Linked DNA regions of Homo sapiens: regions 1 and 3 are each linked to region 2. Evidence: chromatin contacts called from ENCODE Hi-C or POLR2A ChIA-PET data. All regions are on one chromosome and are shown on one strand. The core of a region is the stretch at or near the end of the contact, and the rest is flanking DNA. Distances in the headings are between cores, read along the strand shown.

What was found. A loop is a pair of places that touch in the nucleus more often than their neighbours do. ChIA-PET counts read pairs that join two places held with the same protein, here RNA polymerase II (POLR2A). Pooled maps may share reads with other maps.
Region 1: a loop to region 2 is called in a pooled map, with 2.7 times the contacts of the local background. The contact joins two enhancer-like sites. A Hi-C loop is called at or near these places in 3 of 50 pooled maps. POLR2A ChIA-PET finds 5 or more read pairs at or near these places in 3 of 52 experiments (B cell, H1 and HEK293).
Region 3: a loop to region 2 is called in a map of CD4-positive, alpha-beta T cell, with 2.0 times the contacts of the local background. The contact joins two enhancer-like sites. A Hi-C loop is called at or near these places in 1 of 168 maps with a recorded cell type or tissue (CD4-positive, alpha-beta T cell) and 1 of 50 pooled maps. POLR2A ChIA-PET finds 5 or more read pairs at or near these places in 3 of 52 experiments (H1, HEK293 and WTC11).

The regions. Positions count from the first base shown.
Region 1 is chr12:62,729,968-62,732,667 of GRCh38, reverse strand. All of the region lies in intron 5 of PPM1H (protein phosphatase, Mg2+/Mn2+ dependent 1H), which reads left to right. Among named protein-coding and RNA genes, the nearest start is that of MIRLET7I, 130 kb to the right of the region's middle. Within about 2 kb of position 1,392, at least 10 of the 41 ENCODE cell types and tissues checked have a DNase peak (open chromatin) inside an H3K27ac peak, as active enhancers do.
Region 2 is chr12:62,580,126-62,582,825 of GRCh38, reverse strand. It overlaps MON2 (MON2 regulator of endosome-to-Golgi trafficking), which reads right to left. Exons shown (of 35, transcript NM_015026.3): 32 at 2,406-2,529. Among named protein-coding and RNA genes, the nearest start is that of MIRLET7IHG, 21 kb to the left of the region's middle. Within about 2 kb of position 1,370, at least 2 of the 41 ENCODE cell types and tissues checked have a DNase peak (open chromatin) inside an H3K27ac peak, as active enhancers do.
Region 3 is chr12:62,713,891-62,716,590 of GRCh38, reverse strand. The region is part of intron 6 of PPM1H (protein phosphatase, Mg2+/Mn2+ dependent 1H); the gene reads left to right. Among named protein-coding and RNA genes, the nearest start is that of MIRLET7I, 110 kb to the right of the region's middle. Within about 2 kb of position 1,395, at least 8 of the 41 ENCODE cell types and tissues checked have a DNase peak (open chromatin) inside an H3K27ac peak, as active enhancers do.

The DNA.
Region 1 (2,700 bases), core at 143-2,642, 150 kb before region 2:
CCCGGGAGGCAGAACTTGCAGTGAGCTGAGATCGCACCACTGCACTCCAGCCTGGGTGACAGAGAGAGACTCTGTCTCAAAAAAAAAAAAAACCGAAAACAAAAAAAAACTTCTGGGTCCCTAGCCACTTGCATTGAGCAGATGTCTGCAGTCCCAGGTCTGTTTGACTTGTAGAAATGGTAAATGCTTTTCTTGCTAGTGAAGAAGGTGGTCAGAGTCCTTTCTACATGAACCATTTTGATCCACATCAAAGAGGAATGTTCAGTGTTCTTGGTATGCACAGTCTGGACATTCGGGGATTATGGAACTGGAAGCAGATTACAAGATGATGGATGTGGCAGGCACATTAATTTTGTTTGGTCTTGCATTCTGACCTCAGAGGGCCCTTCATGTGGCTCTCTGGGTAATGTGAACTTTGTTTCATAGATTCTCAGGCAGGGTGATTAATTGAGCAGGCTTGAGGGTTTGACATGTTCACACGGAATGTGGCAGGTGTGTGATGAGGAGTTCAAGGGACGGGCACTCCTGCCTCAGCACCAGGGAGAGCTGATGATCTGCAGTCGTGACTAACCCTTGCTCTTCTGTTGCTGGGTTTTGTTTCTAAGGTCTCCATGGTGATTGAAATAAAATATTTAAGGGGCTTCACCAAGCTGGACAGAATGTTTTGGTGGAGTCAAGGCTCAGATAGGAGGGAAGGGTGTCTGGTTGATGGACATTTCACAACAGATTTTACTGTTCTGATACTGTGGCCTCAAGGAAATCACCCCTACCTTTGCTTCAGGTCACAGCCAGAAATGGATCTCCCTCAGGAGACATCCATAGCCCTGAGGTATGAGAGTGATGGTTTTCCCTCCATTCTGCCGGTACATATTTATAAACTCTGACTTGATTACATTAAGTCGTGCCGGTGTCATCATATCTTCAAATAACATACTTCTGTCCTTGCAGAATAATCCAAGTTTGCAGCTGTTTTTCATCAAGGGCAATGTATAGAAGAGATGAACGTGGGTTTCAAGTACATATTTGATGAACACAAGTGCAACATTATCTGAGGTGATTTCTTGCAATGTCCTTGGAACTACCCCCAGCTCTCAACGCCGAGCCGGGTTCTGTTTGTCTGCTGTTTCCCTGGTGCTGCTTGGCTCTCTGGGATTTTTCCTGCTCAAGAGTTGTCTGCAGAAAAGTATTCCTTAAGCCTGAACCTGCTTTGAAGACAGGAGGCTATAAGTGGGGAGGTTCAAGCGTGCTGGTGGGTCAAAATGACAGGTGCACCACCTTGGCATCCCACCTAACCTTGAGAGCAGGTGGCTAAAGCCAGCAAGCCTGGCTTTATTCAGAAAGAGACAGTTTCAATATCTCCGTGTTTTGCTCCCTGGGAGAATGTCTGAGTCATAAAAAAATCCACTCCAGTCCCACCTACTTCCTCATTTAACCTCCTTTCATAAAATGGCATATGAGGTTCAAATTTTCTAATTATAAAATGGCAGACTAGAAGCTATTGTGGCATTTTTTTCTGTTTACAATAGGTCCCCTGGATCACGTAGAAATTTAAATGTGAACTTCTCTTAAAATCTTCATAAACCAGGCAGAATTTTATTCGTATTCAGTTCTGTAATAGCTTATATATACAAGCTCGGTTCTTGTTACTTTGAGATTTTTGACAACAAATTAAGAACAGAGTTCTTTATGAAAGAATCCAACCTATACATATTTGGGTCTCAGCCATTTCACATTTTTTCTAACCCAAACCAAAATATTCTATTCCTGCACTGTAAATCAGGCAGCCAGCCTTGGCTCTGGAAAAGCTGTCTCATTTGACTGTTAGCGTGACTGTTAGTGATCACCAGTGGTTTGGCTGACATTATTAATTTCATTTCATTCTTGACCTTAGACTTTCTATCTTGATAAATCATCTTGAATTGCAAGGCTTCCAATCCTCTTCTCATATAATCTGAGGAGATTTTCCCCTTCTAAGGGCAAGAAAAAGGAGAGATTACTCAATTAAAAAAAAAAAGTTTTGTATTGTACACGGAAAATTCGTATTTTGATTACTTTCTCTCAAATGCTGTGAGGTCTGAACATTTAAAAAATTAATTAATGTATAAGTTTTAGGTAGAGGATTCTAGTTTTAGTCAGAGAACTTTACAAAAGATTTTCTGTCGTGGAATCTGCCATCTCATTTATCTTATTTAACACATGAGTATTCTTATTTTCCACATTCTGCTGATGAGGGTGGAAATTGGAACAACTCCTTTGAAAAAGAGTTTGGCAGTCTCCCTGAAGTTGAAAGTGCTGTGGTCCAGCAGTGTTACTCCTAAGTGTGTACCTAACAGAAATGCGTATGAATGTTTACCCAAAGACCAGAGCGTGCATAGCAGCACTGTTTGTAACAGCTTAAACGGGAAACTTCCATGTGCCTCCATGTGAAGAGACCACCAAACAGGCTTTGTGTGAGCAATAAAGCTGTTTATTTCACCTGGATGCAGGTGGGCTGAGTCCGAAAAGAGAGTCAGCAAAGGGAGATAGGGGTGGGGCCGTTTTATAGGATTCGGGTAGGTAAAGGAAAATTACAGTCAAAGGGGGGTTGTTCTCTGGCGGGCAGAGTGGGGGTCACAGGGTGCTCAGTAGGGGAGCTTTTGAGCCAGGATGAGCCAGGAGAAGGAATTTCACAAGACCATGTCATCAGTTAAGGCAGGAACA
Region 2 (2,700 bases), core at 121-2,620:
GGCCAATCATCACTGGAACCTCTGTGTTTACAGGTTGGCCTTGTTTAGCAAATAAAAGTTTTGTATGTATATGTTTAAGGAAAACTCTAAGTTTTTTTTTTTTAATGAAAACTACAAACTTTATTTTTCAACATAAGCTCAATCAAGTTCAAGACACTTTTGTAAGCGATGATACCAGCCATTTAGTTTATCTGTAAAAAACTGAGGTCCTGGGAATTTAACCATGTCAATGCTGTCTTTTTTACATTATTGACTGAAGAAAAAGGCTGTCCTTCAATGGTATTTTAAGATCCGAAACAAAAAGAAAACAAAAAGAGCCAAATTACAACTGTAAAGTGGATGCCTAATGATTTCCCACTGAAACTCTTACAAAATTGCCCTTGTCTGATGAGAGGAATGAGCAGGAGCATTGTTGTGGTGGTGAAGGACTCTCACGTGAAGCTTCCCAGGTGTTGGAAAACTCCAAGTTAGTGCTGAGAAGACATGTGTCATATGGCAAAGTCACTGAAAGAATGTCCATGCACCTTTCTTGTCTTGGTAAATTTAATACTATACATAGCAAGATATATTATCAGAAAACTGCCAGTAAAAGTATACTTGGTAACTCAATAGCCCTTATTTAACTTTGGACATTTATACCTAATTGTGAATATTGTTCTTAATGTGTATTTTATTAAAAGTTAAATATTTTCACATACTCTTAATAATAAAAAGTTGGCTACATTAAGATAAGCGGGGTTTAAAATTTTCCCCGAGATTCTCATGTTTGCTAAACCCACACTTTACCAGGCCAGTTTTAAAAACTGTTTGGGCTAGAAAAAAGAACTAGTATGTGAAGTGAGCAGTATGAGAGACATCTAGTGGTCAAACTGTACACATAAATGCTCTTTAAAATGCTCAGCACAAAATAGGAGAAGCTAGTTAAGGCTCTAGTAAATTCTGAGGATTAAGGATCTGCATGGCACAAATTTACAGTTTCTTTTTTCTTTTTTGTTTTTGAGACAGTCTCGCTCTGTCGCCCAGGCTGGAGTGCAGTAGTGTGATCCTGGCTCACTGCAACCTCCGCTTCCCGAATCAAGCAATTTTCCTGCCTCAGCCTCCTGTGTAGCTGGGATAACAGACAAATGCCATCACACCTGGCTAATTATTTTTAGTGGAGACAGGGTTTCACCGTGTTGGCCAGGCTGGTCTTGAACTCCTGACCTTAAGTGATCTGCCCGTCTCGGCCTCCCAAAATGTAGTTTTTAAATCATATATACATATATATGAGACAAGAGTCTTGCTCTGTTGCCCAGAGTGCACTCTAAAATGCAGTGGTACAATCATAACTCCGTCACCTCGGCCTCCTGGGCTCAAGCCATCCCACTTCAGCCACCCGAGTATCTAGGACTACAGGCATGTGTCACCATGCCCAGCTAATTTTAAAATCTTTTGTAGAGACAGAGGCAGTCTCACTGTGCTGCCCAGGCTGGTCTCAAACTACTGGCCTCAAGCGATCCTCCCACCTTGGGATCCCACCTAGCGATCCCAGAACACTAGGATTATGGGCATGAATCACTGCACCTGGCTGATGCCACAGTTTAAGACTTGAGCTCAGGTTTACAAAAAGAGAATTAATAACAAACAGTAATTTATATATCAGTTCCCAATTAAGGCAGCATGATATAATGAAAAGAAGCATGTAGTTCTTTTTAAGCATGAATTTGGCCTCTAGCCCTAAGATTGTGAGCAATTTTTTCAACCTTTCTAAATCAATTTTCTTTCCTGTAATATGGTCTTACCTATCCTCACAGAAATGTTGTGAGAAATAATATAACATTCTAGCATAGTATCTTGTACATAGTTGGCACTGAGTAAATGTTAATTCCCTTAAAAAATGTTGAGGCATCTTATTTTTTTAAATGAACTCTGTAATTTATAGTCCTGAGAAGATGGTATTAATATCTCCATTTTAAAGATTACAAAACTGAGACTCAAAAGTTAATTGACTGCTAAGTGGCAGAATATACATTCATATTTTTATATTCCTTTCCAATCTATGACTTCACAAAACTGGTAACTTCTGTCAGCCTGCAGTGACATCCATGGATTCCATAAAGTGCTTTGCAATTTAATTCTTCACAGTTTGCAGTTATGATATTTAAAAAATTTAGTTCAGTGTTTCTGATATATGATCAGAAACACAGTATTTCACAGAATAGAAACATGGAATAAAAACATTCTATTCCACAGAATAGTCATGTCATAACATTTCTCCTCATAAAGCTTAGTTCTATATTACAATCCTAAAAATCACCTTACCATTCTCCAGTTTACATTACCAAAATCATAGGATTAAACATTTCTACTGACAGTTTCTTCAAAAGTACTTCAATACTTTTTAATACTTAAAAAAATTAACATACCTGTAAATGAAGATGACTGAGAATGTATTGAGCCCTTGTTAAGCATTGTCATTATTTGACCAACAAATTCCTTAGGAATAAAATTGGCATAAGGTAGTATCTCATTGCTGATAAGTTGAACTACCTAAAACAAAAGAGGCAAATGCAAATGTATTGTTTTCTTTGAAAGAGACTAAAATAATTTCTAGAGTAAAATTTAAATTTTACTTTAAATGAAAATCAGTTAAAGAACTCTCCTTTAAAGAAGTACACAAACATTTTAATGTTAACATACAGAATGACTACTAATCTGTTT
Region 3 (2,700 bases), core at 146-2,645, 130 kb before region 2:
TATGCCACTGCACTCTAGCCTGGAACCCATTCTTCTGAAACCTTCTAACAAGTAAAAAGTCCACCTACTGCAAAGCTGTTTAATCCTTGTAGTAAATGCCTAGTTGTGGAATTTTTTTTCTTCCTCATCTTCCACTAATCATCATGGTAATGGGGCTGACAATTATTGGAAGAGCTAAGGGCCAGACACTATGATGAGAGCTTTACCTAATTCCTCATACCTAACGCTTAAAACAGTCCTGTGAACTAGGTACATTTTACAGATGAGGAAACTGAGGCACAGAGCTAAGTTGCTCAAGGTTACATAACTCGTAAGAGGAGAAAGTGGGATATGAATCCAGGCAGCGTAACTTCAGAGTGTGTGGTGCTTACTAAGGTGCTAAACTGCCAAATGTGGAATGACCCCCCCTTACTCCCATTTTGCAGGTGAGCAAATTGAGGCCTAGAGGTATTAGGTGGTTTGCTCAGCTTCTGACACAGCTTGCACACAGCTGATGCAAATGTGTCAGAATAAGGACTAGAATCCAGGTTTCTGACTTTTTGTTGGGGTTCTTTCTAATACAGTGTGCCAGTCAGCTTTTCTTTAGGATAATTAGACATGATCATTCAGTTTCGAGCTTCGGTGTACATTTAAGCAGGGGCCCTCTGTCCACCAGGACTGGTGTCTTGACGATCCTATAGGGTCAAGAGGATGGAATGAAGCATTTTAGGACTGCTGAGGCCGTCCCTTTTCTAGTCCCCAGTCTGACCCTGTAGACCATTGCTCAAATTAAACTGATGCTTCACACTTCTCACTAAGAGCTTGTGTCATTTGGGGGTGGGGGTTCTGGGGAAGATCCCAAAAGGACCAGTTCTTAGAAAAATTGCCTGCTCTCATTAGAGGAGCACCACGCCGGCACTCAGTGGTGTGTCTGCTGCAGGAGGAAGTGTGGGAGAGGATGTCAGCTCTGGGAAGGCTTGTCTCATAATTAAGGATGAGTCTGTTGCCTCTTAATGGGGATCCTTTTTTTTCCCACCCTCATGCTTTCACGGAGACTGTGGAGCAGCTTGGCAGGCTCAAATTGTTTTGAGGACAAAAGGTTATTGTCACCAGGACCTTCATAATGCAGTTGGCCTCTTCCCTGGCTCCCCCACCTCCCCTTCCCCCTCTCCTCAGATAGTTTGCACAGTGGCTAGATTTACAAAGCCATTCTCTTCGCAGTGCCCCCAGTGCTGAGTTCATTCCTGATGGAGTCTTCCCTTGCTCTCCCTATCACCCCCTTGGCTCTCACCTCCTGCGCATGGTGTCATTGGTCCCGGTGCCAGAATCCCCAAGCTGGGGCCCATCCTCCCCATCCCTTTGTGTTGAGCTGCTGTTGCAGGATGCACACTGTAGCTGGCATTGTGTTGCCTTGAGAGCAGTGTATCCCGACCCGCAGCCCTCTGAGATGTCTCAGGCCATAATTTACTGGCAAGTGTCTATGTTACCGAGTTGAAACAGCAGTTTCTCACAGCTCGCTTTGTGGCACCAAGTCTCTGCTCCTGTGACCACTGGCTATTCCGCTTTCTCAAGTAGGATCAGCGTACTTCGTGCCATGTCCAGCCACCTGGGGTGGCAAGCAAGCCAGGGACCCAGAGGGACATGTGTGTGGGAGGGGGCTGAAACTTCACCCCTGGCGCCAGGCCAGATTCTCCAGCAGCTGTTCCTGGGCTGATGGGATTTGTAGAGAGAGCAAGGGCCAAAGAAGAAAAGTCCATCTTGTGAATGCTAGATTGCTTCCAGATGGTTCTGGTCATGAGCAAAGTATACCAGAATTCTTCCTTTAAGCAAAGCCTTTCTAACGTTATGATGGTCTCATTTCAGGGGCAGGCTGGACTGGTAACTTGAGATCACATGCTTGACTTGGTAAAGAGAGTCCTGTTTTGGCGATAGGCACCTTGTGTACTTTGCTCTGCCAAGCTTCTGGGGCCTTGGGCAGATCCTGGCCTAGGTCTCTCGTAAATACTTCCTCTGACCATTGCTGCGAACCTCTAAGTGTGGTGGCGGCAGGGGGTAGGCTTTGCTCTGCTTTTAGAGCTGCTGGAAAAGACAGATCCCATTAGAAAGATTCCAGAGATGGCAGTGTTTTATTTTGTCCCTTAGAGCCCCTAACTTTTTATAATTCTAACTTGATGATACATCACGATAATTTTCCCTCCTCTGTTTCCCTTAAAACTATGAGCAAATAGGGGATTTTCCACTGGGAGCAGAGTGGAGTTAGCCCATTTTCTCCTTTCAGCACTTTCTACTTTTATTGAGGCAAAGAGAAATTTCCATTCTCTGTGCTCTCGAGCACAGTAGCCACTAGCCACATGTGGCCATTTAAATTAGCTAAATTACATAAAATTAAAAATTTATTTCCCGAGTTGCCCTAGCCACATCTCAGTTGCTCAGTAGCCACATGTGGCTAGTGGCTGCTGAATTGGACCATGCAGATATAGAACGTCTCCATCATCACAGAAAGTTCTACGGCATGGTGCTGTGGTCTACATAGTAGAAGAGCGTGGGTATAGTTGGGAATGGTGTGGTGCAAGGAGCTCTCTGTAACTCAGCATCCCAACAGCAAAGAGTTTTTTGTTTTGGTTTGTTTTTTTTGTTTTTTTTAAAGACAGGGTCTCACTCTGTCACTCAGGCTGGAAGGCGGTCACATGACCATGGCTCACTGCAGCCTCAACCTCCCGG